Linked DNA regions of Mus musculus: all the other regions are linked to region 1. Evidence: chromatin loops called from intact Hi-C (ENCODE). Cell type or tissue: heart. All regions are shown on one strand. Links, peaks and the distances in the headings refer to the core of each region. The heading gives the core; the rest is flanking DNA.

What was found. A loop is a pair of places that touch in the nucleus more often than their neighbours do. Peaks named below come from ENCODE experiments on the same cell type or tissue, not always from the same donor. Only the 100,000 strongest peaks of a DNase experiment are listed, where the experiment ranks them.
Region 2: a loop joins it to region 1, with 2.1 times the contacts of the local background. A loop is called at or near these places in 2 of 42 quality-filtered maps.
Region 3: it touches region 1 in a loop (1.9-fold over the local background); 6 of 42 quality-filtered maps call a loop at or near these places.

The regions. Positions count from the first base shown.
Region 1 is chr16:20,530,528-20,541,023 of GRCm38, reverse strand. It overlaps Dvl3 (dishevelled segment polarity protein 3), which reads right to left. Exons shown (of 15, transcript NM_007889.3): 14 at 10,032-10,247; 15 at 7,011-9,944. The coding sequence ends at 9,508. Ap2m1 (adaptor-related protein complex 2, mu 1 subunit) reads right to left here and starts at 5,544. Exons shown (of 12, transcript NM_009679.3): 1 at 5,423-5,544; 2 at 3,290-3,406; 3 at 1,451-1,716; 4 at 609-691; 5 at 211-216; 6 at 1-49. The coding sequence starts at 3,363. In heart, for the core only: no CTCF peak of the experiment used is centred there; DNase peaks (open chromatin) are centred at 2,853, 3,603 and 5,623; H3K4me3 peaks cover 3,322 bases; H3K27ac peaks cover 1,884 bases.
Region 2 is chr16:20,712,661-20,723,156 of GRCm38, reverse strand. It overlaps Clcn2 (chloride channel, voltage-sensitive 2), which reads left to right and starts at 6,521. Exons shown (of 24, transcript NM_009900.2): 1 at 6,521-7,248; 2 at 9,388-9,544; 3 at 9,698-9,829; 4 at 10,149-10,277; 5 at 10,370-10,496. The coding sequence starts at 7,162. Polr2h (polymerase (RNA) II (DNA directed) polypeptide H) reads right to left here and starts at 5,331. Exons shown (of 5, transcript NM_145632.2): 1 at 5,163-5,331; 2 at 4,250-4,333; 3 at 4,073-4,166; 4 at 2,555-2,638; 5 at 892-1,247. The coding sequence starts at 5,235. The coding sequence ends at 1,130. In heart, for the core only: CTCF peaks have their summits at 5,566 (motif pointing left) and 6,875 (motif pointing right); DNase peaks (open chromatin) are centred at 5,436, 6,466 and 6,896; H3K4me3 peaks cover 5,082 bases; H3K27ac peaks cover 4,522 bases.
Region 3 is chr16:20,665,202-20,675,697 of GRCm38, reverse strand. Eif4g1 (eukaryotic translation initiation factor 4, gamma 1) reads right to left here and starts at 2,971. Exons shown (of 33, transcript NM_145941.3): 1 at 2,822-2,971; 2 at 1,737-1,830; 3 at 1,384-1,470; 4 at 892-912; 5 at 178-354. The coding sequence starts at 1,796. In heart, for the core only: a CTCF peak has its summit at 6,157 (motif pointing right); DNase peaks (open chromatin) are centred at 1,667, 1,867, 2,977 and 3,607; H3K4me3 peaks cover 2,208 bases; H3K27ac peaks cover 1,713 bases.

The DNA of each region.
Region 1 (10,496 bases), core at 1,315-9,314:
CAATCTGCCCGGTCACCTGGCTGGTGATCTGGGACTGTTCTTCCTTCGTCTATATGGGATAAAGGTGGCCAATGACCTCATCCCTTTCCCCGTCCCATTACCCTCTGCCCACTGTATCACGTCACTCTCCCTCCTTCCTCACAACCCTTACAGGGCAGGATCTGCAGAACAGAGTGAAGCTGCAGTGGGAGAAGTGAGGGAACAACTTACCTGATGCTAGAAGCCGCAGAGCCAGCAAGGGGCCAACACAACAGGAAGCAGCATGGTAAGCAAACAAAGGGAGAAAGCGATAAGGCTCAAGTCTGAGAGGAGAGCCCACGTGCTTTTCTGAGGAACACAAGGCCTGAAGAGCAGACACACCCCTGTCCCCCGTGTAGAAGAAACCAACTGAGCTGTATTCCTGGTAATAGAGATGCTGAGTTGGCAGCTTCTGGGGTAGGAGAGCTAGCTACCCAGAGCAAAAAAGGCCTGCAGTCATGGTAGGAGGGCTGAGGCCAGCACTTCCTGTCAAGGGCAAGCTCATGAGTCAGCTAGAACAAGGCCAGGGATCAATAGGAAGGAAAGGAGTTTGGGGTCCACCCTGTGTGCTATACAATTAACTCAAGTACCTGACTCTTGATACCCTGCTGGGTGATGAAGGTTTTCAGTGCACCTGTCTCTGAGTTCTGTGGGTAGCCAAAGTCCAGAATCTCTGTAAAAAGAAGGGAATTACAGCCTGGCAGTGAGGTATATGCCTTTAATCCTAGAAATCAGGAGGCAGAGGCAGGTGGCCGAGTTCAAGGCCAGCCTGGTCTACAGAGCCCGTTCTAGTACAGCAAGGCTACACAGAGAAACCCTGTTTCAATAACACAAAACAAAAAAACAAAAAAAGAAGGGAATTACTAGTTTCTGGAGAAAACAAAAGATTCCTTCCTTCCAGTCCCTCCTCTGGCCCGGATATCCCTGCCTAGAACATAGAACAGGTCCTGGTGCTGTACAGAATCACCTACAGCCAAGTCTTCTAGCTTAGAGCACTCAGCTTAGGATTTGTTCTTCATACGAAAATACAACTTTTTTCTTCAAATGTAAAAAAGAAAAATCATGAAAGAGTCACATGGTCAGTGAGTGGGTAAGAGGATTAAAAAAACCCTGAGCCCTCCTTTTCTCCAGAAAACAGATGGTGGTGAAAGGGAAGTCGTCACAGATACTACAAGAGGAAAGAGGACAACCAAGGGACCTACAGGACTTCCTCTTCTCCAGGCTCTGAGGGAGTGTTGAGATAAGAGTTGAGTTCAGTTTGTGAAGATTTTAGGCTAATACAGGTGGCTTGGCCACCAAACCCCACAGTCAGGTTCCTAGCCCCAGCAAAGACTAAAACTTCGTGCTGGCCTATTTTCATATTCTACTCTAAAACAAGACCCTCTCAGTTAGGCCCCTCCCCACAGTGGCATTTAATCCTCCAATGTCTCACCATCCAGCAGCTCGTATATGAGCACAAAATTGTTCTTGATGTTCTCCTCGCTGATTTTGCCAAAGTAAGCAGCCATTACATCACACATCTTGTAGAGGAATTCGAAGACCATGGCAGCATTGACATTCTGCTTGGTGACTGCGGCCAGCCAGATGTTGGACCGCTTAACATGGAAGAAGCTGGTGCGAGCGATGTTTGTGACAGGGCTGCGCACCTGCTGCCGTGCATGAATGACATTGACCCGAAAGGCATCCACAGCATTCCTCCTAAGGGAAAAGATGCAAAGAGGCAATTCAGTATTTAGGCAGACCTCACCCCCTGAGGATCACCTACAGATGCTGGCTGCCCCACCCTCCACACCACTGAAATCTGACATATATTCATAAGTCAAGGCCTAAACCACTAGGGCTCCCTTCTTATACCACCTGCAGGGTCCTGGGAGAAGGTTCTGCACTGGCTTGCTACCTAAAGGGGAACTCAAATGATAATAACGGGAAGAGTGCCTGTAGTGTTAATAAACTGACTCCTGGGCCTGACTTGCTTTCCCAGATACACCCCAGCTGTCCCCACTCTAGCTTTCCAGGAAGTTCCAGGCCTGCAGAGAAAGAGATCTCTGTTGGGTCCATCAGTGGGGAAAGCTAACTCTTCAGGGAGTTGAATAAAACTAGTATGACCTTGGAAGAGTCTACTCTAAAGGGTGAGAGGGGCTATAGACTGTGCCACCCACTTCTTTTCTAAGGTCTGACTTCTGAAGGGGATGAAAAATGATGAAGGAAAACAATTTGGGGGGGCAGGACCCCCTGTACCTGAGCGGCAGCTTCACAGGCTGCTTACCTATTGCTACATCAGCCAATGAGATGGGATGAGAGAAATGACGTCAGCAAGGAGGAGATTGACAGCAAGGAGAGAGAGGGTTAGACGACACACAACACACCAAGGTGGGCAGCACATACCATGAGGGAGAAGCAGACAAGACAGGCAACAGGTAGAGAGCACGCTAAGGCATGCAGGGTGCCATGTGGCCCAGCTGTGGCATAAACCAGGACCATCCAGGCTGGGAGTAGCAGGAAGGAGTGGAACCAGCCAGGTTCACTTAGGCTAGGCACTGCCACAAACTAAGTCTAGGTTAGCTTTACCACCAAAAAATGGATACAGCCACACCAAGCTAGCCCATTAGCCAGGGAGGCAAGAAGGTAGGAGAGCTACCATAGGTCTATTCTGAGACTATTTATCTCAAGCTCTTTTGAGAAAGAAAACCAAGGCAGGAAGAAACAGAAGAGCCTAGCCTCAGGCTAGACAGTGGAGGATCTCTTAGCAAGCAGCCAGAGTGTGAGGCAGAGTGAGAAGTGAGACTTTAGGAGGTCTTAGGAGCTGTCCAGCTCCACCCAGATGAGCTACAAAGGCAGCATGACCCGCAGAGCACAGTAAGCCGGTTCACAACCAGGGAGGGCCCAGGAGAACTGAAAACAGCTGAGTCAGCAGACTACAGAGAGGTTTTAAGGGGATCTAGGGAAGGCTCTCAATATGAGAAGGATTTGAAAGCAAGATTTAGATGGATTAGTATCTCCACACACACACACTAACTACACCCACTGGAGAGAGTGCTCCCTTCTAAAAGGAAGACCAGGCAAAAGCACCTGGTCTTCAGCCACCAGACCTACCCCAAAGACACAGGGAGCAGGAAGGGCAGGGATTCCTAACCCTAGGGGGTGGAGGTGTCATTCCGAGGCCTGGAGCCTAGCAGCTAGGCCAGTGCCCAATGGGAACCAGGCTATATTGCATGCTCAGGCTGAGGCAACAGGGAGGTTGAAACACAGCATGCTCAGTCAAGGGACTTACCCGATGTCATCTCTGTAGACCCGGGAGATAAGCACCTCCCCCTTGTGATTATAGATGAATAAGCCTCCGATCATGGTGGCAGCTCAGTCTCTGTGACCCATTGCTCTGAGAACAGACCTAGGTAGGAAAGGGGAGGGGGGATTAGGGAAAGGGGAAATCTTTAGAACCCGTCCACGCCAATGGGGCTGTACAGGCCCGCCTTGTTTCCTGACTCAGTCCTCTAGCAAGTGACTCCCAAGTCCTCCGCAGCCCTCCCGAGGCTCCAGTTCCTGTTTTTCCACACTGGATAGGGGACAGCACTTTAAGAGTGTGAGGCCCGGGGATTTAGGCCATTTTTATCCAGCCTTTTCTGAGGGCTGAGGAAAGTAACCACAAGGCCGAGCTCAGCCCCCTACTGTGCACTCTCACTCCTGCTGCTTCCAGTGAGTCACAGAGAAGGCCTGCCTGCAGATGCAGGAATGGCGTGGCGGGAGGGATTACTCTAGTTGGCTTGAGCCTGGGCCTGCCACCAGGCATAACCTTTAGAGCAAGCATTACCCTTCCAAGAAGGCAACGGAGCATGACCCTCTAGAAGTCTACACATTCCAGGAAAGGGTGTGCAGGGTGAGGTGGGGCTGGGAGGGAAGAGGCCCTTAGGCTCTAACACAGAGCCAGGAAGGTGGCTGAAGCAGGCACATCTTTCCCAGGCAGAGAGATAAGCAGACAAAGGAACAGAGGCCCGCTTAATAAGTTCTTTAAAAGATTTCATTTTTACCGACACACAGGTACATGCCAGTGTGCTGTATGTGTGGAAGCTAGGTGTTAGACTGAACACTGCCCTCCACCCCTCAAGCCTGAGTTAGGGTGGTACTGAGCCAAATGACATGTGCCGGGACCTGAACTCAGGTTTTCTGGAAAAGCAGTAAGAACTCTTCAATGCTGAGCCCCTTTTACAGTTATTTCTGGTTACTGTCTTTTCAAAATTTCTAAGTGTGACAAAAATTAGGTCTGTATGTAGTAGCATTAATCCTGCCATCTAAATTGTGTCTCCAAATCTGCCAAGTCAGTCACTTCTGGCCTGGTGTTTACCAAGCAATGGGCAGGGATAACAGAATGCCTCGACTGCCCAAATTATTTTGGTCAAAATTAAGGTAGAATATTTGAGTAACGGGGTTAATCTGGTTCTAGATTTCTGGATTAGTCCAGATATTAATTTCACTGAGGTTAGTTTAACAGACTTTTTGAAACTGAAAAGTTAACCCTTGAAGCCCAGTGACAAGTCCAAAGAAGGTGAGAAAGAAAATGCAAAATGGAGGTTGAGCGCTGAGCAAAGGACCAAGTCCACAGGTATCAACCTCGGGTGGGGGATGGTGTGTGTGACCTCGGGGGGGGGGGCGGTGTGTGTGTGTCCTGGACGAAAATGCAATATTTAGTTAAGGAAAGGGTTAGCTGGAATTGCTAGCAAAAGACCAGGATGACCCCAAAGCACCAAATACAGCTGTGGGAGTCCCTAAAGGTCTCCTATGGCAAAGGTCATAGGAGCTTGGGAGGAGCGAAAAACAGCGAAAAGAGATAGACAAGAAAAAGAGAAAGCTGAGAGACAGGGCCTACTCTTCTGTTAGTGAAGCATAGGGGGCTGGTGGAGTTTTTCTCAGCTGAGGGAGGAGAAGACATCTAGGCCCGGGAGATGTCACCACGGGATGCGGGGGCTGTCACAGGTCTGAGGTACAAGAGCCGTGGGGGTAAACCAGGAGGATGGAATCTCTCAGTGTTCGAGAGAGACCTGTCACTGTCCAAGGGAGTGGCACCAGGGGATGTCAATGTCCTGGGGGATGGGGAAATAGGAAACCCCGGGGTTGAGCGGTTGTCAGGATTCTAGGGATGGGGCGCCGCGCGGCGTCTCCCGCTCTAGGATTCCAGCCCTAGTCTCTTCCCGGAGACGCCTGGCGGGTCACTGGAAGGCGTTGCTCCCCGCCCTTGCTGCAATCGCGCCCAAGGCACCCCCGCCCGGTTGTCTACTCCCTCCCGGGTCTGAAGGCTGAGGCCACTCCCCGGTGCGGGCAGTTTTCCACCCAGCACCGTGCAGGGCAAGGCAGGCTACCACAGCACCCTCGTCGCCTGATAAGGACCTCTAAGTCAAGCCTCCCAGCTCACCTGGAGTCAGCAGCCCCCACAAGGCCGGCCTGGCCACTCTCGGATCCCAAGATGTCCGCCCGCCCCCAGCTCGCCTGTCTGCTGCCTCGGCTTTCACTGCAGTGCTCCCGCCCCACCCCGCCCCGATCGCAGCTGCGCCTGCGCGCTCGCCTCCAGCGGCGACTACAAGTCCCGTCAGTCCCCGCAGCTTTCAAGCTGACACATCTGAGCGCCCTAGGCTCAACAAAACTACAACTACCGACAGCCTTCAAGACAGAGAAGACGTCAGCTTTAGTGCGCCTTGCAAGCAACACGTGTCGTGATACACTCCAACCATTGTTTGCTTCACTGAGAATCACGGGAAGTGTAGTCTCTGCGACCCTTCCTGTTCCTAGTTAAGTGGGGTAGCTTTAAGAGACCAAAGCTATTTGTCGAAACCAATTGTAAATTTTGAATTACTATAGTCTTTTATTGTCTCCAGATTTCGAAGACTGGCTACTTTACAAACACAACTTGGCATAAGCTTGTTACTGCTGAATTTACTGTTTTTTTTTTTTTTTAAACACCACGTTTGATTCTCCCAAACGTGTGTGTGTGTGTTTTTATATATATATATAAAATTTATTTGTATGTATTTTATATATATTCTAGGATTGGACTGATCCCTTTCTCAGGGATAATTATCCAAACAGAAAAGCTGGGAAGGAAGACAGCTAAACGTTAATGTTTTCCTCAGCTAAATCTGTGACTGTGGTGTGATGGTGACGTATGCCGTTAATTCCAGAGTTCTGGAGGCAGAGGCAAGAGCATCTCTGTGAGTTTGAGGCCATCCTGGTCTAAATAGAGAGTTTCAAGACAGCCCAGGCTACATAAGAGACCCCTTTTGCCCTCTACTCCAGTTTAGTTGGGCATGGGATTTTAAAATCCCATTTCTCCTTTAATCCCAGCACTTGGGAGGCAGAGGCAGGAGAATTTCTGACTTCGAGGCCAGCCTGGTCTACAAAGTGAGTTCCAGGACAGCCAGGGCTACAGAAAAACCCTGTCTCGAAAAAAAAAAAAATCCCATTTCTCAACTGTGCAGTGGTGGCACATGCTTTTAATCTCAGCACTGGGGCGGGGGGGGGGGGGGGGGTAGAGGCAGGCAGCACTCTGAGTTCAAGGTCAGCCTGGTCTACAGATCAAGTTCCAGGACAGCCAGGGCTACAAAGAGAAACCCTGTCTCATAAAAACAAAAAAGGAGAGAAAAGATTTCCTATGATATCCAAACTGAGAGAATGAGGAAGAGCCAACCTGGACACAAACAGCTGTCTGATTATTGCCAAATCAGGAAAATTTGGTTTTTCTCTCAGGAGACAGAGACATCCTGCTGCCTAAACAGGCCAGAGACTTCTATGGCAGAAAGGAAGTGGGTGGGTGCTTAAATCTGGTTGCTAACCCTACTATTCCTAGCAATCTCCTTCTAAGTAGCGAAAACCCAAAAACTTCTAACTCCTGAACTATCATTCAAGGCTTCATATCTATCTTTGCAAAGGTTTTCTCTTCCCAATATACCCTAAAAGTTTGCTGGTTTAGAGTAAATTAATAATAATAATAATAATAATAATAATAATAATAATAATAATAGCTACCATTTATTGAGCACCTACTCTATTGTGTGCCAGGCACTGTGCTAGGCACTTTTCGTACAATATCTAATTCCTCACAACAACCCTGTGAGGTAGGTATTATTATCATCATTTTACATATGGGAGGACTGAGGCTCCAGAGAGGTTAAATAACTCTTTTACACAACCAAAAATGAGAGCTGGAATTCAAGCCCAAACCAACTTGACTCCAAATCCCATGCTCTGTAAATTAAGAAAGGGAGAGGAACAGCTGAACTTCAGAGTGTCAAGAGTAGAAGGGTGTGTGATGCTGACTAATACCATGTAGGTGTAGCTTGTAACGAAGGTCACCAGGACAGGAATTCAAGAGGAATAATGCTTGACTATTATGGACATGCCTGTGGAGATGTCCAGTGGGTAATAAAAACAGGTCTAAAGAGAGGGGAAGCTGGGGTTGGAGATCCAGATTTAGAAGTGGCCAGCATATCAACAGCTTAAGAAGAGAATGGCTGACACTATCATGGGAGTGGGAAAGGAGGAGATGTGAGCCAAAGACAGGATGACAAGGGTACTGGCGTCCAGCGCACAAGTGAGCACTGACGAGGGATTCTCAAGATCACAGGAAAAGGCAGAGTTAGAGAGAACCGAAGACAGCTAAGATCAAATCATGCTTCTAACATAGCCCTTTGTTCATTAAAATCCCAGAAAAGGTGTTAAACGGATGAATGAATGGCAAAACAGCCCTACTTCAAGTTGCCCCCAAACCTGGACTAAGGACATCCTGATGGGGGGAGACATTTGCTGGGGCATGCTAGGCAGACACTACAGAGCTATGTTCCCAGCTGACACCCTTGCCCTGAAGAGTTAAGAGTCTGGATAAGTCAGAGTTTATATAGCAGAGTTTTAAAGAGAAATTTGTGATTTAAGGTAGAAAACAATTTTCAAAATAACTGGAGCTGTTTGGAAGTCCCAGTTGTCTGCTTAAGCTCCAACTGGCCTGTGTTCCCAGGTCTCATGGAGAAGATGAAAACAGAACAGTTATAAGGATATGGGGGTGGGGTGGGGGTGTAGGAGGGAAGTAGAGAATGGCCTGTCAGTCACCTGGACAGCCCTCTGTGGAGCCCATCTTTTGGGCTTTATCCAAGTACAAAGACATTGGGAACATGTATGGGAAGCGTAAGGGCTAGCAGGAAGAGGAGAGGGCAGTCACGGACCAGCCCCATATCTAGGGATGACTTGGAAGAAGGGTCCAGCCCTCCGGTCAGGGACCAGCCCTGAGGCGTGTGTGTGTGTGTGTGTGTGTGTGTGTGTGTGTGTGTGTGTGTGTGTGTGTGTGTGTGTGTGTGTGAGAGAGAGAGAGAGAGAGAGAGAGAGAGAGAGAGAGAGAGAGACTCACGTGTGTGTATATATCTATGTGTACGGAGAGAGAGAGAGAGAGAGAGAGAGAGAGAGAGAGAGAGAGAGAGAGAGAGAGAGACTCACGTGTATGTATATATCTATGTGTACGAGGTGGAGGGAAGCAAACTTCTCTACTTCTCTCTGAGAAGAACAGTCTTACACCTGGGGGAAGCTGAGGTCCTTCCCAGAAGCCTAGTGACCTTGTAGTGTGGGTGTGAGGGTTGGACATCCTTGGGAAGCCCTGAGGGGCTGCTGAAGCAGAGTTCCTGGTCTCCTTGGAGGCTGGGCCTCCCCTTCCTGGGGACTCACAGAAAGTCAAAGAGCCCGAAATTCTTGGCTGCTCCAGGCCCAGGGAAATTTGAAGGAAGAAAAAAGAAGAAAACTGTTTCAGGCTCAGAAGTTAGATGAGCCTATTGGTTAGTAGGGTTAGATCTCAGGGGACCAGCACACAGGACAGGCATGGATGGGGTCTAGGCCTAGCAGAGATAGTCCCTGGAAGCCACTAGTGGCCCTGGCAGCTGAGGGGAGGCTCTCTGGGGTTCTGATTGGGTCCAAGCAGGGACAGACAGCACAGATGCCGACTCGAGGTGGCTACAGCTGTAGGGTGAAGGTCTGACGCAGCGGGCAGGGCAGTTAGAAAGGAAAAGACCTTTTTTCGGTGTCAGTATGGTGGGGCAATATCAAGAACTCTGTACACATGCTTAAGGAGGTGGGCAAAAGGGGACTGAGGGTAGAAAGGGTGGGCTTAAGGTGTGACACCCCAGGGGTCAGTTCCTAAATGTGCGAGTGGAGCATCAGGAGTTAACAACAGCAGTGCAGAGCCAGGGACTTGAAAAATCCTGGGAATTCCAGAACTGGGTGGAATGGGGGCTGGTTAGTGGGCAGAGGCACCAGCTGGACTAGAGGCAGGTTAGGGGCTGTAGCATGGATGAGTAGAGACACCCTCATCCTTGCTGCTACCAGCAAACAGTAGCAGTTAGTTCCATTTATTTCCCTTTCAGGTACCAAAGTGTTTTTAAAAAAAAGGAAAAAAAAAAAAAAAGGCCGACTGATGGAGATGGGGGTGCAGCCGGCTGAGAGGTAAGAGCTGGAGAGGGGCCCTGATCACATCACATCCACAAAGAACTCACTGGGGTTTCCCATTGCCATGCGGAAGGACTGTCTGCTGGCCGTCAGTTCCGGGGGCACCGAGGCCAGGTCACGCCCTGGAGGGGCTCCTGGGGGACCCATGGCTGCCGGCGGCGGGGTCATCATCAGCATCGGGGGACCATAGAGAGGGGGCACTCCGGGTGGGCCATAGCTTGGGTGTGTGTGGTGGCTGCGCAGGCTGCTGGTCAGCGAATGGTGACTGCGGTGGCTGTGCTCGCTGGCCGCTGGGCCTGATCGCTCGCTTGGTGCCCGCTCCCGTGGCCCCCTCAGACTGCTGCGTGTAGTGTGGTCTGACTCGCTGCCGCTACCACCTGACTTGGAGTCCCCAGCTTTTGGGTCCTTCTCCTTGCGCCGGTCGCTGCCACTTCGGTTGGAGCCACTGCTCCGACTGCCTGTAGGAAACACACAGGCCCAGGATGGAGGTGCAGAGGTGACCTGGGCTCCCTGCTGATCCTTCTGGCTGGGTCTTTCTGACCTACCTTCACTGTGCTGACTGCTGGCGCTGCCCCCACCGTAGCTGTAGCCCAGTTCTGGGAAGCCTGGGTGTGGGTTGTAGGGATGCGGAGGTGGTGGGTACTGGTAAGGGAAAGCCATAGGCCAAGGGGCAGCTCCTGGGTGCGGCAAAGGAGCCAGTGTGTCCTGGTCAGAGGCGCCACTGGAGCCATCATGGTCGTGAAGCGATAGGTTGGCCATGTCTGTGGAAAGAGGACTCAAGTAAACTGGTCTGTTGTGGTTCCACACCTACAATCAGGTCTCCAGCCAAAGATGGACTGCAGGAAACAGTGTTAAAGTTTATGTCCAGAACAGGAGGCCTGCAGATTTCTTTGGGCACTCTCAATAGCTCTACAGCTAATCCCCACATCTAATTTCCAATACCTTCAAAGTTTCTCCCTAAGTACTAGGAAGGCAGATGCAAGAGACCTGATATGGGTTCGAGTCCAATC
Region 2 (10,496 bases), core at 1,481-9,480, 180 kb before region 1:
CCCAACACACATACACACACACACACACACACACACACACACACACACACACGAAGAGCATGCTCACCAGATGGCTCAGTGGGTAAAGAAGGCTGACACCAAGCCTGAAAATTACCTTCTCCCTGACACACACATACAATAAGACAAAATAAATGTATGAAGGAAAAAAAAAGTGCTTGTAAGCAGAACACTTTTCAAGTCGCTCTTTCTTTGCCAGGGCAGTGACAGTGGCGTTGTATCACTATTTCTGATAAGGATCTTCCAGTGTAACCTAATCCATCTTCCTTCAACCGGACAAGCACTGACTCCATGATATGATTACAGGATTCCTCCCATCCCCCAATTCATCACACCCACACACCCTACTGTGGAAACTGAAAAAACACCTTTGCTCCTCCCTGCTGAGGCCACTCATTTTCAGCCCATTTCTCTAAACACTATTTCTAACACCTCTGGTAAAGACCAAAAGAGATGGGGAAGGAAACAGCCCAGGCATCCCAGCAGGGAAACCAGCTCCTGTGACAAACCCAGGCCATCAAGGCACAACTGGAGGCCAGCAAAAAGGCTCAGTAGGTAAAGAAGCTGCTCTTGACAATCGGAGTTCAATTCCCAGGATTCAGGTGATGGAAGTTTAACACACACACACACACACACACACACCACAGCGGTAGGGTGAAGTAGAAGGAAATCGAAAGGGAGACAGAGACAGAGAGACAGAGACAGAGATTTGCCTATGTGTGATGTATTGCTAGGTGTGATGCAATCCTAGAACTTGGGGGGGAGGGGGGAAGGATGGCGGCAGGAAGAAAATCAAGTTCAAGGCCAGTGTGGCCAAAACAGAAAAAGCAAAACCTTGGATTCCCCAACCCGCAATGACAATGGAGAAGAGTCTGAAAAAGAAAACTTTAATAAAAAAAATCATATACAACTTCAGGTTCATGCTAAGTTCTCCCTCTCGGCCTTCCGAGAGGGAGAGTCGGTTTTCCACTGCATTCAGACAAACTGAAGACGTCCCCACAGTGGACAGAGTTCCGCCCCTTTTACAGGCTAACACCGACAGCTTCTACACAGCCTTGAACAGTGTCCATGACATGAGTGACTAAGCAGCAAGTCTGGTTTCCCACGAAGTTCAGAAGGCCAGCTTCTTCATCAGCAGATAAACTCTGGAGTCCACCTCAAATCCATGCAGGTTGTTGGCATCACCCTGAAGCCTCATGAGCAGGCCCCCATAGGACACGTACGCAGAGCTGAAAGAGAAGGCCCTTGTCCTGAGCCTAAACTCTACAGCAGCTGCTTCCCAGCAGCTCCCACCCATGGTTTAAAAAGGCCTAGTATTCTGTCACCGGGAACCAAAGATTAGGAGAGAAATGAATGCATGTAGACATGTGCATTAAGTCCAGAGCTAGGAGACATACAAATGAAGATGTCACCATTCTCTGCAACGTTATACAGCTACTAGACTGTTTAGGTAGGAGCTGCAGAGATGGCTCAACCGGAAGATCACTAGGTGTTCTTGCAAAATGCAGAAAACCTGGGTTCACTTCCCAGCACCACACAGCATCTCATAACCACTTTAATTCCTCTTCTGACCTTGGTGGACTCATGCCTGCACATGATACACACACACATACAATAAATACATTTTTGAAAATGCTAAGGAGCCAAGAGAACGGCTCATGCCTTTAATCCCAGCAGCAGGAGGCAATAAAGTGGATCTCCTGAGTCCAAAGGCAGCCTGGGTCAGTCCCAGTCCAGGCTACCTTGTCTCAAAAAAAAAAAAAAAGTTTGGGGAGCTTTCAACTAATAAGAAAAATATTGTAAAGGGTCTTAAAGAGAAAAGTAAACACTTAAAAAAAAACTATTTAAACTCTTTGTTTGTTTCTGTTTTTAAAATAACAGGGTCTCACTATGTAACCCTGGCTGGCCTGGAACTCACTCTGTAGACCAGGCTGGCCTGGAATGCACAGAAATCCACCTGCCTCTGTCTCTCCAATGCTGAATTACAGATATCTGCCACCACAGCAGCTACTCAAACTCTTTATCTAAAAGATTCCCTAGGTGACTATTGTTCTTCTTCTCATTTTGTTCTTTTTCTGTGCTTCAAGTTTCTGACAACCACACTTTTTAAACATCATTTTAAAGAAAAGGGGAAAAAAAATTCAGGCAGGGAAACCAAAGATCCAAGGGTTGGGCTACAGAGAAGCAATACATACTTAACCAAAACAAACAAACAAACAAACAAACAAACAAACAAAAAAGGCCTGATTATGCATAGTGCACGTGTTCTCCAGCAAGATGCTCTGTTGTCCTTCACAAAGCAAGATAGCTCGTGCCTCCTCTGGACTACAGGGTCTTGAAAACCCTGACTATGGTGCCGCTGAGTGACCCACATACAGGCTGGAAACTGTTCCCAAGACAAATTCTTCCACCTAGGTTTGGAATACTAGAAACAAAGGGGGGTGGGGGTGGGGAGAGGGCGGCAACACAGAAGTAAAAGCCTGGCCCAACCTCAGAGCAGGGAGGGAAAAGACTTTTCCTAGACAGTGTTACTTACAGGCGTGTGGCTGCTTCAGTGGAGGTCTCATCCCCTTCGATCCTGTACACTTTCCCATACATGACATACTCAAACTGGTCAGCCCTACAAACAACAGACTGGTCACTCTTCATAGTAAGAGTCTACGGGAACTTTAGAAATGGAGACTGATGAGGTACACATGCAGAACCATGACCTTCCTTGGCCCCCACAGAAATTCTGTGAGGTACACATGACCATCTGTATTTCATTGATGAGGAGACAGAAGGCTTTGAACTGAAAACTCAGGTTGAGTCGTGGCCTTTTAGCCCTATTCCAACTGGCCTCAAACTCACAGTCAGACAGACTTGTGCTTCTGTTTCCCAAGTGCAGGGACTAAGGGTGCTGGTCACCAGACCTACTACTCCATAGTCTTTCTATCACACCAAGCTCCCTCACAAGACCTAAGTTACTATGTAATCCTTTCCTCAGCCTTAAAGACCTAACCCTGAACCAAAGGCGGCACATAACCTTAATTCCAGCACTGAGGCAGAGGAGGTAGATGTGACTCTAAGTGCAAGGCCAGCCTGATCTACAGACCAGGTCAACCAGGTCTCTACAAAGTGAGAAGACCCTGTCCCACATAAATAAATAGATGCAATTCACAAGCTTATGATCACTGCTCTCAGTAATGAATAAAACTAGTCATCTGAATTTTTTTCAATTTTTTTAGACACAAGGTCTCATGTAGCCAAGGCTAGCCTCAGACTTGATATGAGGCCAAACATTTTCTTGAACTCGTGAACCGTCTCCTGAATCCTGGATTATAGACAAAAGCCATCACATCCAGGTCTAGTTGTCTGAATTCTTTTTTTTTGTTGTTTTTTGTTTTTTTGGTTTTTTTTTTGAGACAGGGTTTCTCTGTATAGCCCTAGCTGTCCTGGAACTCACTCTGTAGACCAGGCTGGCCTTGAACAGAAATCTGCCTGCTTCTGCCTCCCAAGTGCTTATGCTGGAATTAAAGGCGTGTGCCACCACTGCCCAGCTAGTTGTCCGAACTCTAATTGCAGCAATGCCTTTAAGGTAATTCAGATTCCACTGACAGCAATCATTTATCTCTAGAAGTAAAGACTTTCCTATATACTTACGTTTTTCTTTCTTTATAATATATACATAATATAGAACATATGTTATATAACATTATATGTAATATATAATATGTACTATATATTATATGTAATGTACAACATTATATATAATATATAAATAAATTATATATTATATTACTTCATTACATTCTCATCATAGTTACTTATATATAGTATTAACATATGTTATTATATACTATAACATACATGTTATATATTATATCTAATATATAACATTATATAACTTATGTTATACATTGTCATGTAATGTGCATAGTATATAATACATATTGTATCCAAGAAATCAAATTTTCTATAACATATAGTTATACATATGTATATCCATAATCTACATATTATACTTTCTCTGCACTATATTCTTATCTTAGTCACTTGTTTACTGCTACCTCACCTGGAAGGCCTGTCATCTGTGGGGTTGTATTCACCATCATCCAAGGTACCATCTTCATACAAAGTACTAGCTATAACCAACCGGAACTTGTCACCTGAATAGAGCAGCAACATCAGGGTAAAGAAGTAGACACCTAAGACCAAAATCCTCTTGCCATTGCCCGTATTCAATACTTACCTAAGTCCACAGGGTAAATCTGAATGTTTACATCTAAGATGAGGTCCATCTTGAAAGATTCACTCTCACAGTGCAGCCGGGATACTGGGGAAGAGTGCATGACAGACATGATTACAAAGTCTATCGATGCCAGCTTGGGGTCAAATGCAAGAGATCAAATCATCTAACATGCACACACCCACCAGCCTCCCACAACTGCAATCAGAATCAGATTCACAAGAGGGAAGAAGGCAGTAACCTCAGCAAGTGACAGGGTCCCAAGCAAGCGGCAAAGCTCCTCCAGCAGTGGCCAGTCTCCAGGCTCTAACTAAAAACGCCTGGATGATTTAGACTAGAGTCTCACTGGTCCTGAGACTTCCTCTTTCTAGCAGGAGACACTGCTGAGGGAATCTGAGGGATGTATTCAAAACTGACATCTGTCTTAAGACATTTGCCTCCAGGCTAAGCGACACCAAGAAGAAACAACTTCCGGATCGTTGGGAAAATAAATACACCAAGCGGTCAACTGAATGAAATTCAGAGAGCTTCGGAAAGAGCTAACTTGTTCTTAGGCTAATACAAAATTATTGGTTAGGAAGGCAGGTAGGTAACTCGCTGCAAGACCTGGGGTAACAAAAGAGATAAGGCACCATCTACTTTTTCCAAGAATAAAGTTCAGAGCACGGTAGAGCACATAATAACTGTGTAGGGAGTTAGAAAGGTTCCCAGGGGTATGCCAGCACCCAGCTAAGGGCCACCCACCGGGCACCAGGCACCGCAAATATAATAGAAAAAGCTGTCTCAAGTTTCTCATTCACGAAAAAAAAAAAAAAACTGTTTCCTGAGGGAGGTACCGAGAGGGTGGGGCGGGCCAGCCACTTGGGGTGGGTGGGCATGTTGGCCACTTCCCTCCTACCGCCCCGACACCGCTTACCTCGGTCAAATTTCTTGCCTTCTGGGTCGATGTCTTTCACATCGAAAATATCCTCGAACAGGATGCCCGCCATCGCGAAGGGCACGAAAGCTGCAGAGGATGTGAGCGCGCGGCCACCACTGGGGATTCGCGCACCCCCTCACGTGGAGAAAAGTAAGACAGGGCAGAGTACCGCCCCAAAAGCGGCAACGAGGCCGAGGGCGCGTGCGCACGGGCTGCAGTCACGCAGCCACTTCCGCTGCCTCCTTCTCGGGGCTTCTTCACTTCCGCCGGGAAGGGCCACCTCCGAGGTGCTCGGGCCTTGTGGGCGAGTCTCAAAACTCGGTGACTCCGTCCAAGGCGGGGACAGATTAAGTCCCACCTCCGACGGGGTACCGCGCTGCGCCCGGCTCGACGGCGCCCTCTTCAGACTGTGGATCCCAAAGCGTGGAAAGCTTGGGGGCCTAACCCAGCCAGGAACCTTGATCCTTGGCCCAGAGAAGCCCGGCCCTAGCCCTTCCCTGAAGTCCGCGTGCCGGCCGAGGGCACAGTCCGCGCTGCAGGCAGGTGGAGCAGAACCCCGCCCGCAGAGCACCAGCCCTCCAGGACCCGGTGCCCAGCCCCTCAGACTGTCACCAAGATCCCCAAAGCTGGTGCGAGCTGGCTCGGACCAGCTAGACATCACCGGAGCCGGGTGCGTCCGGTTTGGGAATTTGCCATGATGTCACTCTCGGGGAAAGGAAAGCCCGCATTGTGCCCTCCCCTGGGGCTTCACCTCCTCGCCACTCCCGTCTTCCCTTGGCCCTGCTTGGCACTAGCCTCACACTGATCCCCTAGAACACTGCCAACTGAACTTGGTACTGCCTGTCACCCCACTATACCACCCTCTTCTGGACACTGAAGTGCGCCTTTCACTGGGAGGCGACAGCTCGCAATACCTTCTTTCTAGGTGCTACCTCCTCTCATTACAGCCCCTGTGCTGGGCACCCTCTTGTTTCTTGAATGAGTCTTCATCCTGGTACTATTCTTTCTCCACAGATTTCTGGACACTGTCCTCTCCAGTGGCTCCAACCTAACGCTGCCCATCCTCTTTGTGCCCTCGACACCTTCTTCTTGTCCTTCCCAGGACCCCGAAAGACAATGTGGAGCCTCAGTAGGCCGTTTCCTCAGGGCGTCAGCAGCTACTCAAATTCCCCCTTAAGCGGTGCCTGGGAGGAGCGACCTCTGCTCCCCCCCCCCCCCACACACACACACACACCCGCCTCCCAGGAGCGGCCTCCCCCGCACCAATAGCTCCCTTCCCTCGGGCCTCACCCCTTCCCGTCCCCTCCCACCTCCACCTCCGCCCCTCTTTCCAGGCCTAGCCATTCCAGGTGCACCTTCCCGGGGGAACCCGGAGGAAAGGAAGGAGAAAGGGAGGCAAGGAGGGAGCCGGCTCTCGGGCATCCTCCCAGATGCGTCTGAGCCGCCTGAAAGTGTGAAGCAGAGGCTGCCCCTGTCCGGTCTGGCTTAGAGAGCCCGAATTAGCTTTTGTCAGTAGCCCCCTACCCCAGTTCAAGAGTCCCCACATCTCCAGCCCCTCCCGCACAACGCTGCAGCCGCGGGAGAGCCCGTCCCTTCCACGTGCCAGCAGACCCGCCCCCGCCCGGCCCCCGCACCCTCAGGGCGCTGGGTTAATCCCGGGCCTCCGTGGCGAAGGGGTGCGAGATCGTGTTTCAAGCGCCCCCTGCCGCCTCTCCGGACACCAGGAGGCGGCCCCAATGCAGACCCCGGCCGGGCAGGGACGCCCCTGCAGATGGGCCGGGGCGGAGCAGCAAAGCAGGGCACCGCCCTCGGCCCGCCCGCCGAGGAGGAGACGCTAGCGGGAGGCTGAGCCTGCGGCGCGCGCCCGGGGACCCGTCGCACTCTGCACTCGGCCGCCTGGGCTGAGGGGACGGGACGGGTGCGGGCGCGGGCTCAGCGGGCCGGGAGCTGAGTCAAGGCCGAGAAGCAGAGGGAGGCAAGAGGACAGTGCACCGAGATGGCGGCTGCAACGGCTGCGGCGGCCGCGGCGGCGGCGGCGGGGGAAGGGATGGAGCCTCGAGCGCTGCAGTACGAGCAGACCCTGGTAAGTGAAACCCAAGGGTTGCCCTACGGGACCAATGCTGCAGGTTGCCCTGGAAAGTGTGAGGACAGATGGCCTACCCTAACCCGGCCTCAGCCTTTCTCAGCTATGGAAACTGAGGTTCGGGATCCGCCAGGCTGTGGGTTCAGAGTGTTGGAAAGCTGCTTGCTGGTTTCTGGCTGAGACTGGTGGCCTGCAGAAGACAATGACACCAGGTGCTTGGCCCAGGTGTCCTTTCTCTTACCCACTTCTGCATACACGTTTTTGTTTTCTTCACTTACCACTTGAGTCCAAGTTACAGCAGCCCAGTGCTCTTTCTGAACACCATCTATACTATTGAACTTGATCCACATGTCTATCTACTTTCAACACCCTCCTGGGTCCCTGCTGTGTACATGGTCCCAGGCTTAGCTTAAAGACAGTAGGAAGTAATCAAACCCAACCCCTGCCTTTAACAGCTCAAGCCCAACATTGACAAGAACTCCTCAGGAGACCCTGTTGGAAAAGGTGGCTTAGGTGGCTTTTTGCCACCCTGGGGACTGAAGCTTTAGGGCCGATGCAGGAAGCAGGAATGGGTGTGAGAACTGAAACCTTTGTTCCAGCTGGATCTAGCCAGGTACCCCACCACCACCACCCACGCCCATGGAGTGTCCCTTGACCTCATAAGAAGCAGGGGTCCTGAGCTTTGAGATGACTCATGACCACCATTGCTGAGAAGCCATTCACCAGAATGGGGGACCAAGCCCTAAGGAAAGAAAGTGGCCCAGTAGTTTCTTTTTTATCACCTTAGGCTGGAATTTGCCCGAGAGGATAACAGGGAGAAACAGCTGTAGGAGAGGGCCTGGGCTGTAACTGAGTCAGAGAGGTGCCCAATTACCAGAGACTGTGAAACAGAATAACTGGTATGAGAGTACAGTGCCAATCGATAGTGGAGGCAAGCCCTTTTGTTGGAGATGGCCCATATCCTGGCCGTCCACGGGTCAAGAAGAGGCGCATTTGGCCATGGAAGCCAGGCATCTAACATGGAATGGTAACTCTTTTGCACCAGCGGCTGCTCCATCTCCTTGTGCCTGTGGACTGAGTTCTCAGGGTCAAGCGCTCCCTGCTCTGGCCTCTCCCACTTCCCCTCCCACCCTTTTGTCTTGCTCACCTCCTCCCACCTGCTGTGTTTCTCTGTACACTCTTCCTCCTCCTCCCTGCTCTGGACACTTATGTTGCTTTTCCTTGACTCTTCTTTCTGCCTTTCCTCTGAAGTTCCTCTTCCCCCCCCTGCCCCCCCCTTTCTTCTATGTCTCACCCTGTGTCTCTATCTTTCCCTCCCCCCCCCCAACCCCAACAGGAGCCCTTTGTGTCCTGAAGCTCCGCGGGTGGCAGCCAGAATCTGCTCCTCCCCACCCCCCAACACACGCCCAGCTTGGCAGGTCCAGCCATAACACTCTCCCTTCCCATCAATCAGCCTAGTAGCCACAGCCTTGCCATCTCCAGCCTCGGTGGTCCTTGAACCTGTCACTGGCCCCAAATGCAGTTCCAGAGTAGGCCTGAGGCCACCCAGCACTGCCTATCCACCCAAAGAGGCTTTCCGTGTCTGCTGGGCTGACAGGCTGATGGGGGTTTGGGAGTGGAGAATGAGGACAAGGGGATTAGGGTGGGTGGGAAGGGTGCAGCTGAGTTGGTCACAGGCCAAAGGCCCAGCAGGAATGTGATAAGGATTGGGGCTGGGACCTCCTAGGCCCAGCTCCGCTGCCCTCAGCTCTACCAGGTTCTTGTTGTTGTACATATGCCCTTGACTGCCCCTCTGACCTTCCCCCTTCCTACTTTCAAACTGCCTCAGGTTTTTCCATCTTTTCCCTCCTCTGGACCCTTCCCTCCTGCTCCACCCCTGACTTACTAGAAGAGGACCGATTATTCTGCCACCCCCAGAGTTGTGTCCCTGTACCTTGTCTGTCTCCATCACTCTGGCCAGGACAGCCCCCGCAGTCTGCACTGTGCATTGTTCCCACACTCTGAGCCTGAGTATAAACTGGATTCAAGATGGGGTATACAGTGCAGGAGCTGAGCGAGGGGTGGGGTCAAAACCCAGGAACTCTCTGTCTCCCCACCTCAGATACTCAGGCTCATGCTACATTCTGTCCATTGCTCCAGATGTATGGCCGGTACACTCAGGAACTCGGGGCCTTTGCCAAAGAGGAAGCTGCTCGTATTCGCCTGGGAGGGCCTGAGCCCTGGAAGGGGTCCCCTTCTGCCCGGGCTACCCCAGAGCTCCTAGAATATGGACAGAGCCGATGTGCCAGATGTCGCAGTAAGATCCAGATTGGGGCAGGGACCTGGGTGTTCTATTTTGAGGGAGACAAAGACAATTAGAGCTGCCCATGGGCGATGGGGAAAAACAGGGTACAGAGTAGGAACACTTTGGGACCAGCTTCTTTATGCATCTTCCCTTCCTTGCTTCCAGTTTGTTCTGTACGCTGCCACAAGTTCCTGGTGTCCAGGGTCGGTGAAGACTGGATCTTCCTGGTTCTGTTGGGGCTCCTCATGGCACTGGTCAGCTGGGCTATGGACTATGCCATCGCTGTCTGTCTACAGGGTGAGGGCAAAGGCTGGCGAGGTAACTTCTTTCCTGCATGCCACAGTTGTTTAGGTAACTTGGCTACTGGCCACTTCCTCTGGCCAGTCTGACTGTCCATCTCCAGGCAATAATGACTGCCACTTGTACGGGCCACACCTTCCTCCCTTCCCTCGGCAACAGTCTTATCTGCGATGGGCTTTGTCCCAGTGAATGCCTTCTCTAGCCTTGCCTTCCCTCCGTCCCAGCTCTGTACACTTGTCTTATCATTGTGTCCCAGTGGCAGGCAAGGTGCGGGTGTGTGCACTGTAAGTCCAGCAGGCATGTCTTCTGCCCACAGCTCAGCAATGGATGTCCCGGGGCTTAAACACCAACATCTTACTCCAGTACCTGGCTTGGGTTACCTACCCCGTGGTCCTCATCACTTTCTCTGCTGGATTCACCCAGATCCTGGCCCCACAGGCTGTCGGTAGGATAGGAGGAGCTGGGGGAGGCTCAAGCTTCCCGAATGGAATGGCGTGTGTAATCAGACAATGCTCCTGGGAACATGTATCTCTGCAGGGTCTGGCATCCCCGAAATGAAAACCATCCTTCGGGGAGTGGTGCTGAAAGAATACCTCACCCTCAAGACCTTTGTAGCTAAGGTCATTGGGCTAACCTGTGCCCTGGGCAGTGGGATGCCCCTTGG
Region 3 (10,496 bases), core at 1,548-9,547, 130 kb before region 1:
GAAAGAGATGAGAAAAACTACAAACACCACACACATCACATTGTGAAGTAGGGTAAGCCAAACCTGGACAATGACCACAAGTCCCACCCCTATAAGAGGAATGGGTCCAGAAGGCCGGGTAGGAAAAGTGGAGGAGGACTACACACTAGGTAACCTGACTTCCAGCCCCAGCCTCACCTGTCCAGGGATATAGTAGGCTCCTTGGGAGGCTGAGTAGGAGATCTGGGAAGGGATCATCATTACTTGGGATCCAGCAGGGTAGACATGGGGAGCTGGGCCAGGACGGGCAGGGGCTGCACTCTGCACTCGGGAGGCTGCACTGCTAGGGGGCTGGGCCCGGCTAGGGTAGAAGTGCTATTAGGAAAACAGAAAGCAAGTGGGGTCAAAATGGGAGGAATAAACAGCAAAATCAGCATTCCACAATGTCCATACAGTCTTAAGAGTACAGCACTTCAGCGCATGGCGATCAATCCTTCCCAAGCCCCACATGACCAACTGATGGCTAAGTGGCCTCCTTACACTTGCCTTCTAACCTGGATGAAAACTTTGTGTCCTGTAACTGTCCCTGCCATGCACACTCAGTCACCTCCAGACTACCCCTCCAGAGGCCTCCTAACAGCTAGATAACATCATGCCCTTCTGGACAACAGACTCCCCAGCATGCACGATCCCTTCAAGTACCGAGGCTAACTGCTACATGCAACAGTCTCCCAGTTCTGGGATACTTTGCTTGTCAACAGTTGACTTCTAACATGCAGTATTTGGACTCAAACTCCTAAAGTGCAAACAAGGCACCCACCGTGACCATCCCAATCTGTGTCTAGCTACGGACTAGGGTGGAGGATGGGGTGACACCAAAGAGGTGGCTTGGGATTAGAAAAGGGGTATTACCTGCAGAGACCTGAATCCTCCCTGAGAGCACATGGGGACAGGAAAGACGACAATTATCCCCAAGGTGATGGAGTGGGGTTAGGGGGAGTGAAGTGGGTAGGAAAAAGACCCTTCCACTTGGGGAGAACTTGGAGAACACAAAAAAATAAAACCACAGCTGGAATGTTTATCTCATTACAGTTCAAAGAGAACGGGAGAAGAGGAACAGGGTAATGCCAACCTCCTAGTATAGTAGTAAAGAGCTGGCAGCAGGGCCCACAGGACAGCCTCCAATTTCCAAAGGCTCAAAGACCCCAGTAACACCACTCTCACACTCTACGAACTTCACAGAGGGTCAGCCACCCTAAGTAACTAACAGCACGTAAGAACTCAGAGCAACTGTCAAGGAATGGAGGGGCAAGTATACAGTGTCCATAGTTCCCATACTAGCCCCAAACCAGCAGCTCATTTTCCCAGTTCCCACCCAAGCCTACTCAAGCCACAGTCCCTCACCTGGCGGGGCTGAGAAGGCGTGTTCATTTGTGTCGCTTGAGGCGTGCTAAACACCACCGGTGCAGTCTGCCCCGGGGGAAACGCTGGCTGAAGGGGAGAGACCAGAGTTCAGCAAGAGGGGAAGCCTGGGTGGGGCTTAAACCCAAGCTGGTGAAGTATGGGGAGCAGACCTGTAGTAACAGCCTCAGCAGTCCACATGTTCCCTCCCTGTGACAGCCCCAGGGACAGCCAGGGGCCCTATCTCAATTTGGCAGCAGGCAGCTGCACTTTGCCCTGACACAGATGGGGGTGGGAAAACTGGGAGCTGCGTGACCTCCACCCCGCCGGAGTCCTGATCATTTAGCCTTGATTACCTGTGGGAGTCCAGGGGACCTGGCGGGTGGGGGGCCTGTGGGCTGGGGAGCTTTGTTCATTTCATTTGGTGCCACATTAGGGTCCCCCCAGCACCTGTTGGAAAGAGCAGAGCTCGGAACGAGGAAAGGACCCAAGCTTATGGCAAACGGGCTGGGGGAAAGGTTGTATCAAGAGCTAGGGCCAACACGGATTAAGGGAGGTGCCAAGTGAATGCAGAAACAGAAAACATACAGCCTGAGGACCCCACCAGCACACTGCAACACCCTGACCCCACCCTTGCCTGCTCAAACAGCCCCCTCACTCACCCCCTCGGTTAAGAATAAGTCCACAGTGCGGCCTACAGGTTCTGGGCATCCGAAGGCCTGGGGTTGGGAGGTGAGGGGTATCAACCTGGCTCCACGGGGCCCAAGACCAACCAGACCGGAAATTCCAGGTCTTGCTGGCACCAGGCTCCCGGATCACAAATGAAGCCGGCTGCTCCGGCCGTGATATCCCCACCCCCCACCCGGGGACACCGGGTTCGAAGCCTGCCGCGGGGCACTCGCGCGGGGCCGGAGAGGCCTGAGGCCGCCCGGGAACACAAGCCAGGAAGGGCGCGAGTCCGGCCGCACCAGCAGGGCGGGCGGCGACCGCCGCGAAAGCCGGCTCGGGGCAGGCGAGGGTCGGCCGCCGGGCGGGGCTGGGGGCTCCTCCCTGCCCGCCGCCGCCGCCTCCCAGCTCTGCGCAACGCGGCCAGTGCCAAAGAACAACGTGTCACTTCCCGGCGGCCGCCCGGGCCCCGCAGGGGGAGGGGGTGGCGGGTTTGCGCCGCACAGCCTGCGCCGGGCCGCGGCCCAGGCCGGGCGGAGGTGACTGTCTCGCCGCCACCCCAGCGCCCTCCCCGCCCGGGCCCTGCTCCCCACCCCCACCCGGGCCCGGCCCGGCACACGTGGGCCGGGGATCGGCCTGGCGAGTAGGGCCTGGGCGCAGGCTCGGAGCCGGGGCGCCGGGGCGTCGGCGCAGGGTGGCGGGCCCCGGCCCGGATGGCGGCGGATGCGGGGGGAGGGGTGGGGGGCCGGGTCGGGCCCGGACATGGCGGCTTTACCTTCAGTCTCCTTCAGTCCGCGCGGCCGAGCCCCACGCAGCCGCACAGACGTAGTCCACAACCATTTCCGGCTCCCCGCACAGATCCCGCTCGGCGGCCACCGCTTCTCCGCAGGCGCAGCCAGCGCCCCACGTGACCGGCGCAGAGGGCGGAGCTGCGCTGGCGCCGGGGAAGCACATGGGATTTGCTCCGCCCCATCACGTGACACCCACTGCCCGCCCCCGTGTCCCCTCCCGAACTTTGGAACTCCCAGGCCGACCCCCTCTGAGGCTCTGGCGGTTCTTTAGTTCATTCATACTTTGCGCAAGCATTTATTGAGCGCGTGAGTGCTAAGTGAAGTGCCGGCCTGGAGCTCAGAGTGCGGAATCTAAAAAGCAGTCCTGCCCTAGTAAGTGTAGTGTGCAAATTATGCAGCCTCTGAAAATGCTATAGATTTGATCTTTGATAGACCTATTAACAAAGGAAATTCAATATTGCACCAAAGAAACTGCCGCAATCTAAAGAAGCAATTTTACTTTTGTTTTTTTAAAAAAATCAGTTGCTCCTAGGGAAACGCAAAAGTCAACATGAAAACTTTGGAATAATGGAAAAAGGAATCCCAAAGCTGTACGTGTGCTGACTGGCTAAGGCAGGGAATCAGTTACCATAAGCTTTAAAGTAGGGAAATGTCACCAGGCAGTGGCGAGCCACGCCTTTAATCTCAGCATTCCAGAAAGATAGGCAGGTAGATCTCTGAGTTCAAGGCCAGCCTGATCTACAAAGCAAGCTCCAGGACGGCCAGAGTTACAGAGAGACCACATCTTGAAGATTTCTGAGATGGTTCAATGGTTGGCGCACTGGTTGCTCTTTATTGCCTGCTCTTCAAGAGGATCTGGGTTTACTTCCCATAACCCATAAGGCAGTTCATGTCTGTGTGTAACTCTGATTCGTTAGAATTCTGCCCTCTTTTGCCCTCTAAAGGCACCACATATGCATGTAGTGCACAGACATATGAAAACAAAACATTCATACACGTAAATATTTAAATTTTAAAAATAGGAAAATTTGAACTGGGTGGTGGTAGTCCACACCTTTAATCCTAGTACTCCAGGGGCATAGGCAGGAGAATCTCTGTGAATTAAGGGCTAGACTAGTGTAGAGAGCTAATTCAGGACAGCTAGGGTTACACAGAGAAACCCTGTCTCGAAAAACAAAAAAAATAGCCAGGCTGTGGTGGTGCACGCCTTTAATCCCATCACTTGGGAGGTAGAGGCAGGTGGATTTCTGAGTTTGAGGCTAGCCTGGTCTACAGAGTGAGTTCCAGGAGAGCCAGGGCTACAGAAAAACCCTGTCTGGAAAAACCAAAAAAAAAAAAAAAGAGTTGTACTCTATTGAACTGAGCATTTGAGCATTTAGTTAGGTAGCAGAGCCTTTCCCACTGGCCTTTCTCCCTCTCACATGCTACCTCCTAGCATGCATTATATCACAGAATTGGTGACCTAAGTGAGGGGGGCAATAATGTAAACTTCATCACTGTGCTACCAAGAAAGCAAGGCTACAGGGTGGGCAAATGCGGGCACAAGGATCCTCTAGATGGCCTGAGTCCTCAGTGGTCATGTGCTTTCCCAGCATTTGGGAGACCTTGGGTTCAATATGCAGTAACAGAAAACAACCAGTCCAAAAAAAAAAAAAAAATCACCATAATCAGTAGCTGGAGAGACAGCTCAGGTAAAAATTGAGCATGTGCCAGGTAGTGGTGGCACATGCCTTTAATCCCAGCACTTGGGAGACAGAGGCAGGCGGATTTCTGAGTTCTGCAGAGTGAGTTCCAGGACAGCCAGGGCTACACAGAGAAACCCTGTCTCGAAAAACCAAAAAAAAAAAAAAAAAAAAAAAAAAATTCAAGCATGTGATGGTACACATCTTTAGTTCCAGCACTTGGGAAGCAGAGGCAGACTCTTAAGAGTTCAAAGAAAGCCTGGTCTACAAACACAAATTGAGAGTTCCAGGACAGCCAGGGTTATACAGAGAAACCCTGTCTCGAAAAACCAAAAAAAAAAAAAAACCACTAAATCTGAATCTGCTCCCCAAGACCCACATTAAAAGCTGGCCAGGGGGGCTGGAGAGATGGCTCAGGGGTTAAGAGCACTGACTGCTCTTCCAGAGGTCCTGAGTTCAATTCCCAGCAACCACATGGTGCTTATAACCATCCGTAATGTGATCTGATGCCCTCTTCTGGTGTGTCTATCAACAACTACAGTACACTTATAAGTAAAATAAATCTTTAAAAACAAAACAAATAAATGCTGACCAGGACTTGTAATTCCAGCACCAAGAAAGTTGAGAGAAGGCAAGATGCCCAGGGATTTGCAAACCAGCCAATCTACCTGAATCACGTGCGCTGCATATTTATGAAAGATTTCTCTAAAAAAGGAAGGTTGACAGCTCCCCAGGAAAACACTAATTGACCTTTAGCCTCTCATGCACACATATACAACTCCCCAATATAAATATCTGTGGATACACACACACACACACACACAGGGGATGAGGGCATTAGGAAACTAAATTATCACTCTAAAGATCTGAGCAACAGTTTTGAAGAAATAAAACAAAATATACACTTGTGGAATGAACCAAGGTAAACCTGCAGAGTGTTTTGTAACTTTCTGCTGAACTCAGTGAGGCCTGTCACATAGGGCTCCCTTCTCTGCTGGCTTTTTTTCCTAAACAAACTAGTAAACAAAAATCAATTACGGCCGGGTGTGGTGGCACACGCCTTTAATCCCACCACTCGGGAGGCAGGTGGATTTCTGAGTTCGAGTGAGTTCCAGGACAGCCAGGGCTATACAGAGAAACCCTGTCTCGAAAAAAAGCAAAAAAAAAAGAAAAAAAAAAATCAATTACTGCCATGTATCTGATAACTCTCTCAGTTCATTAACCAGAAACTGCTCTTGAACTTTTTTTTTTTTTTGGTTTGGTTTTTTCGAGACAAGGTTTCTCTGTATAGCCCTGGCTGTCCTGGAACTCACTTTGTAGACCAGGCTGGCCTCGAACTCAGAAATCCGCCTGACTCTGCCTCCCGAATGCTGGGATTAAAGGCATACACCATCACTGCCCAGCTCCAGAAACCATTCTTTTTTTTTTTTTTTTAAACATCTGTGTTTTTTTTTTAAAGATTTGTTTATTTATTTTATGTATATGAGTACACTGTAGCTGTAGTTGTGAGCCTTCATGTGGTTGTTGGGAATTGAATTCTGGATCTCCGCTTGCTCCAGTCGACCCCACTCGCTCCAGCCCAAAGATTTATTTATTATTATAAATAAGTACACTGTAGCTGTCTTCAGACTCACCAGAAGAGGGCACCAGATCTCATTACAGGTGGTTGTGAGCCACCATGTGGATGCTGGGATTTGAACTCAGGACCTTTGGAAGAGCAGTCAGTGCTCTTACCTGCTGAGCCATCTCGCCAGCCCCAGAAACCATTCTTAATCTTGATTGGTTAAGTATATAGTCCAGGGAAAGGTATGGAAGGAAATTAAGCTAGACATTCAGGCTCAGCCAGGCGGTGGTGGCTCACGCCTTTAATCCCAGCACTTGGGAGGCAGAGGCGGGTGGATTTCTGAGTTCGAAGCCAGCCTGGTCTACACAGTGAGTTCCAGGACAGCCACAACTACACAGAGAAACCCTGTCTCGAAAACCCAAAAAAAAAAAAAAAAAAAAAAAAAAAAAGGTTTCAAAGTGAGTCTATAGGGTGAAATCTTGTCCCCTGAACTACCTAACAAAAAGTCACATGAAAACAATTTTGTTTGTGTTGTGACCAGTGCTGTGCTGGAATGTGAACAGAGGTACTTGGTACCACTGAGATGGCCTAAGGCCAGAGTCAGGTGCTATGGGCCTGTAACCTCAGCTACTTGTGAGTCTGATAGAAAGTTCACTACACTACTGGCTTGTGTGTCCAAAGGCACATTGGGCTACATAGTGAGATCTTGTCTCAAAAGCAAAAAAAAAAAAACAAACAAACAAAAAACTGGTGGCGCACGCCTTTAATCCCAGCACTTGGGAGGCAGAGCAGGCAGATTTCTGAGTTCGAGGCCAGCCTGGTCTACAGAGAAACCCTGTCTCACCCCCCCCCCCAAATAAAAATAAATAAATAAATAAATAAATAAAAATACATAGAGAAACCCTCTCCTCCCCACCCTCCCGAGAAAGAAGACTGAGAATGTAGCTCAGTGGAGTATTTGCCTTGGAATGTACAAGGCCCTAGACTCAGTACCCATAATACCTCTCCCCAGGAGAAAAAGACCTGGATTGGGCAGGGGAGTCTGGGAGTAGGAGAAAGATGGATATGTAGAAGCAAAAAAGGCAGGATATCCGTAGCTTGGGGTAGCAGAAGCAAATGGGAGGAAAAGCTATTTGTTTCCAGAAACCATTCTGACACCCAGAGCTTCATCCAAACAGATGGTTACTTACCTACTCGCATCCAGCAGTCCTCAGGGAGAGCTCTTAGAAAAACTCTTTTAGACCTGGCTTGAGCCTCAATTTTTGAGACAGGGTTTCTCTGTGCGGTCCTGGCTGTCCTGGAACTCACTGTGTAGACCAGGCTGGCCTCGAGCTCAGAAATCCACCCGCCTCTGCCTCCCAAGTGCTGGGATTAAAGGCGTGAGCCACCACCGCCTGGCTGAGCCTGAATGTCTAGCTTAATTTCCTTCCATACCTTTCCCTGGACTATATACTTAACCAATCAAGATTAAGAATGGTTTCTGGGGCTGGCGAGATGGCTCAGCAGGTAAGAGCACTGACTGCTCTTCCAAAGGTCCTGAGTTCAAATCCCAGCATCCACATGGTGGCTCACAACCACCTGTAATGAGATCTGATGCCCTCTTCTGGTGAGTCTGAAGACAGCTACAGTGTACTTATTTATAATAATAAATAAATCTTTGGGCTGGAGAGAGTGGGGTCAACTGGAGCAAGCAGAGGTCCAGAATTCAATTCCCAACAACCACATGAAGGCTCACAACTACAGCTACAGTGTACTCATATACATACTCATACGCCTTTAATCCCACCATTTGGGAGGCAGAGGCAGGCAGATTTCTGAGTTCGAGGCCAGCCAGGGCTACACAGAGAAACCCTGTCTGGAAAAAAAAAAAAAAAAAGAAAGAAAGAAAGAAAGAAAGAAAAAAGAAAGAAAGAAAGAAAGAAAGAAAGAAAGAAAGAAAGAAAGAAAGAAACCTCTTATGCCTCAGCTTTCTGAGTGCTGGGATTACACGTATAAGCCAACACACCTGGTTTATTTTAATTATATTTGTTTTGTGGGGGGGGCAGGGTCAGCAGACAACTGCTAGTAGTTGGCTCTCTCTCTGTCTTATAGGTCCAGAGAAGGTTTACTTACTTGCTGGTCCTGGTTTTTCTTTAGTTTTCTTTCTTTTTTTAAAAAAATTGGATATTTCTTTATTTACATATCAAATGTTATCCCCTTTCCTGGTTTCCCCTCTGAAAAGCACCCTCCCCCTATCCCTTCCCCCCTTCCCCTGCTCACCAATCCACCCTGCTTCCTGCCCTGGCCTTGGTTTTTTGTTTTCTTGAGACAGGGTCTCTTATAGCTCAGACTGGTCTCAAATTCAGTTTGTAGGCAAGGATGACTGCTTCTATGTACCACCTCACCCAATTTATGCAATGGTGGGGATTGACCCCAGGGATCCATGCATGCAAGAAAAGCACTCTACAACTGGATACACCACTGGCCCCCACATGAACCCCCAGACTCCTTTTTTGAGACAAGGTCTCAGTATGCAAATATGCAACCAGGCTGGTCTGGAAAGCCGAGGTCAGTCTGTTTCTGCCTCCCAGTGCCCTAACTGATCTTATTGTTACTACATCTAGAAATCCAGTAAGGCACTAATCAGATCACTATCAGACAATAACAGAGGCTCTTTCAGACAACAGTTATATTGAAGGGGCACAACAGACTTACTGATATCCAAGGATTAAACCTTTTACACATGGGGCCAAGTGAGAACAAGGTGATGGATGACTGAAGAGACCTGAAGTTGCTGATGCTTTCTCAGCTAAGATTCTGAGTTACAGGGATGATGGGAGATGGTTCAGTGGTTCAAAGAACTGGTTCCTCTTCCAGACGACCTGGATCTGAGTCCTTAAACCAATAGAACAGCTTATAACCTAGCTCTGTAATCCAGTTCCAGGAGACCTGACCACCTCTGACCACTACACACACACCCAAACAAAACATCCATACACAAAATTGAAAAAAAAAAATCAAGTGTTGTCATGCACACCTTTAATCGCAGTACTGAAGAGACCCAGACAATCTCTGTGAATTTGAGCCTGGTCTATATAGGGAGTTCCAGGACAGGACTATATAGAGATGCTACCTCAACAAAACAAAACAAACAAACAAAAAAACTACACACAAAAACAAAACAAAACAAAACAAAACAAACCTACACACACATACCAAGGAGGCCAAGTTTTAAATCCTAGAGACATATTACCATAATGACTAAGGGCACGAGATATACCTCAGATACCAATCCTAGTCTCTTACCTCTCATGTGACAATGAGCAAGTTATCAACCTCTCCCAAATTATACTCACCTCTGAAATTGCAACAGCCTCTGAAACACAAACAAGTTATTCTTCCAACGTGTATTGCATTTACTTAGTACTAGACAGTATTCAGAGGTTAAGTGCTGGGTCAACATTACCTATGGTTGTTTGGTAGGACCATGTGCTATGCCCACTGTTAGACATACACACATCTGCAGGACACCAGGCCCCAGGGTAGTGGATTTACACTTGTACTAGCTGTAAACTTTGTTCTAGTGCTTTCAACCTGTAGTAGCGCTGCCCATCAGGAGCAATTGCCTTCCCAGGAGTAGGTTGCTCCCCATCCCTATCACTCTGAGGTCAAAGTCAAGCAGAGATGCTAACGTGACCAGATCGCTCAAGCAGCAGCCTGAAAGGAGTTCTCAGGATATATCAAGTTAGAAAGGAGTGGAACTTCACAGTCTTGGGCGTCTTTTAGCCAAGGTCAGAAGATGGGCCTGGAGGAGTACACAAAATCCTTTGAAGGGTAGTTATAAGAGTTGATGTACAGGTCCTGGAGAGATGGCTCAAAAGTGCACTGACTGCTCTTCCAGAGATCCTGAGTTGTTCCCAGCAACCACACGGTGGTTCATGACCATCTGTAATGGGATCCGATGCCCTCTTCTGGTGTGTTTGAAGAAAGTGACAGTGTATTCACATATATTAAATAATTTTTTTAAAAAAGTTTATGTGCAAATATAGATGAATGCTCTAGAATATTCTTTAAAGCTGGATGTGTGGTACATGGCCTTTAATCTTAACATTCTGACATGAAGGCAGAAGTATCAATTTCAAGGTCAGACTTAGATACTTAGAAAGTAAAAGACCTTTATCAGCAGGGCAGTAGTGGTGCATGGCTTTAATCCCAGCACCTGGGAGGCAGAAACAGGAAGATCTGAGGCCAGACTGGTCTATAGAGCGAGTTCCAGGACAGCCAAGGCTATACAGAGAAACCTTGTCTCAAGAAACCAAACCAGCTGGGCGTGGTGGCACACGCCTTTAATCCCAGCACTTGGGAGGCAGAGGTGGGCAGATTTCTGAGTTCGAGGCCAGCCTGGTCTACAGAGTGAGTTCCAGGACAGCCAGG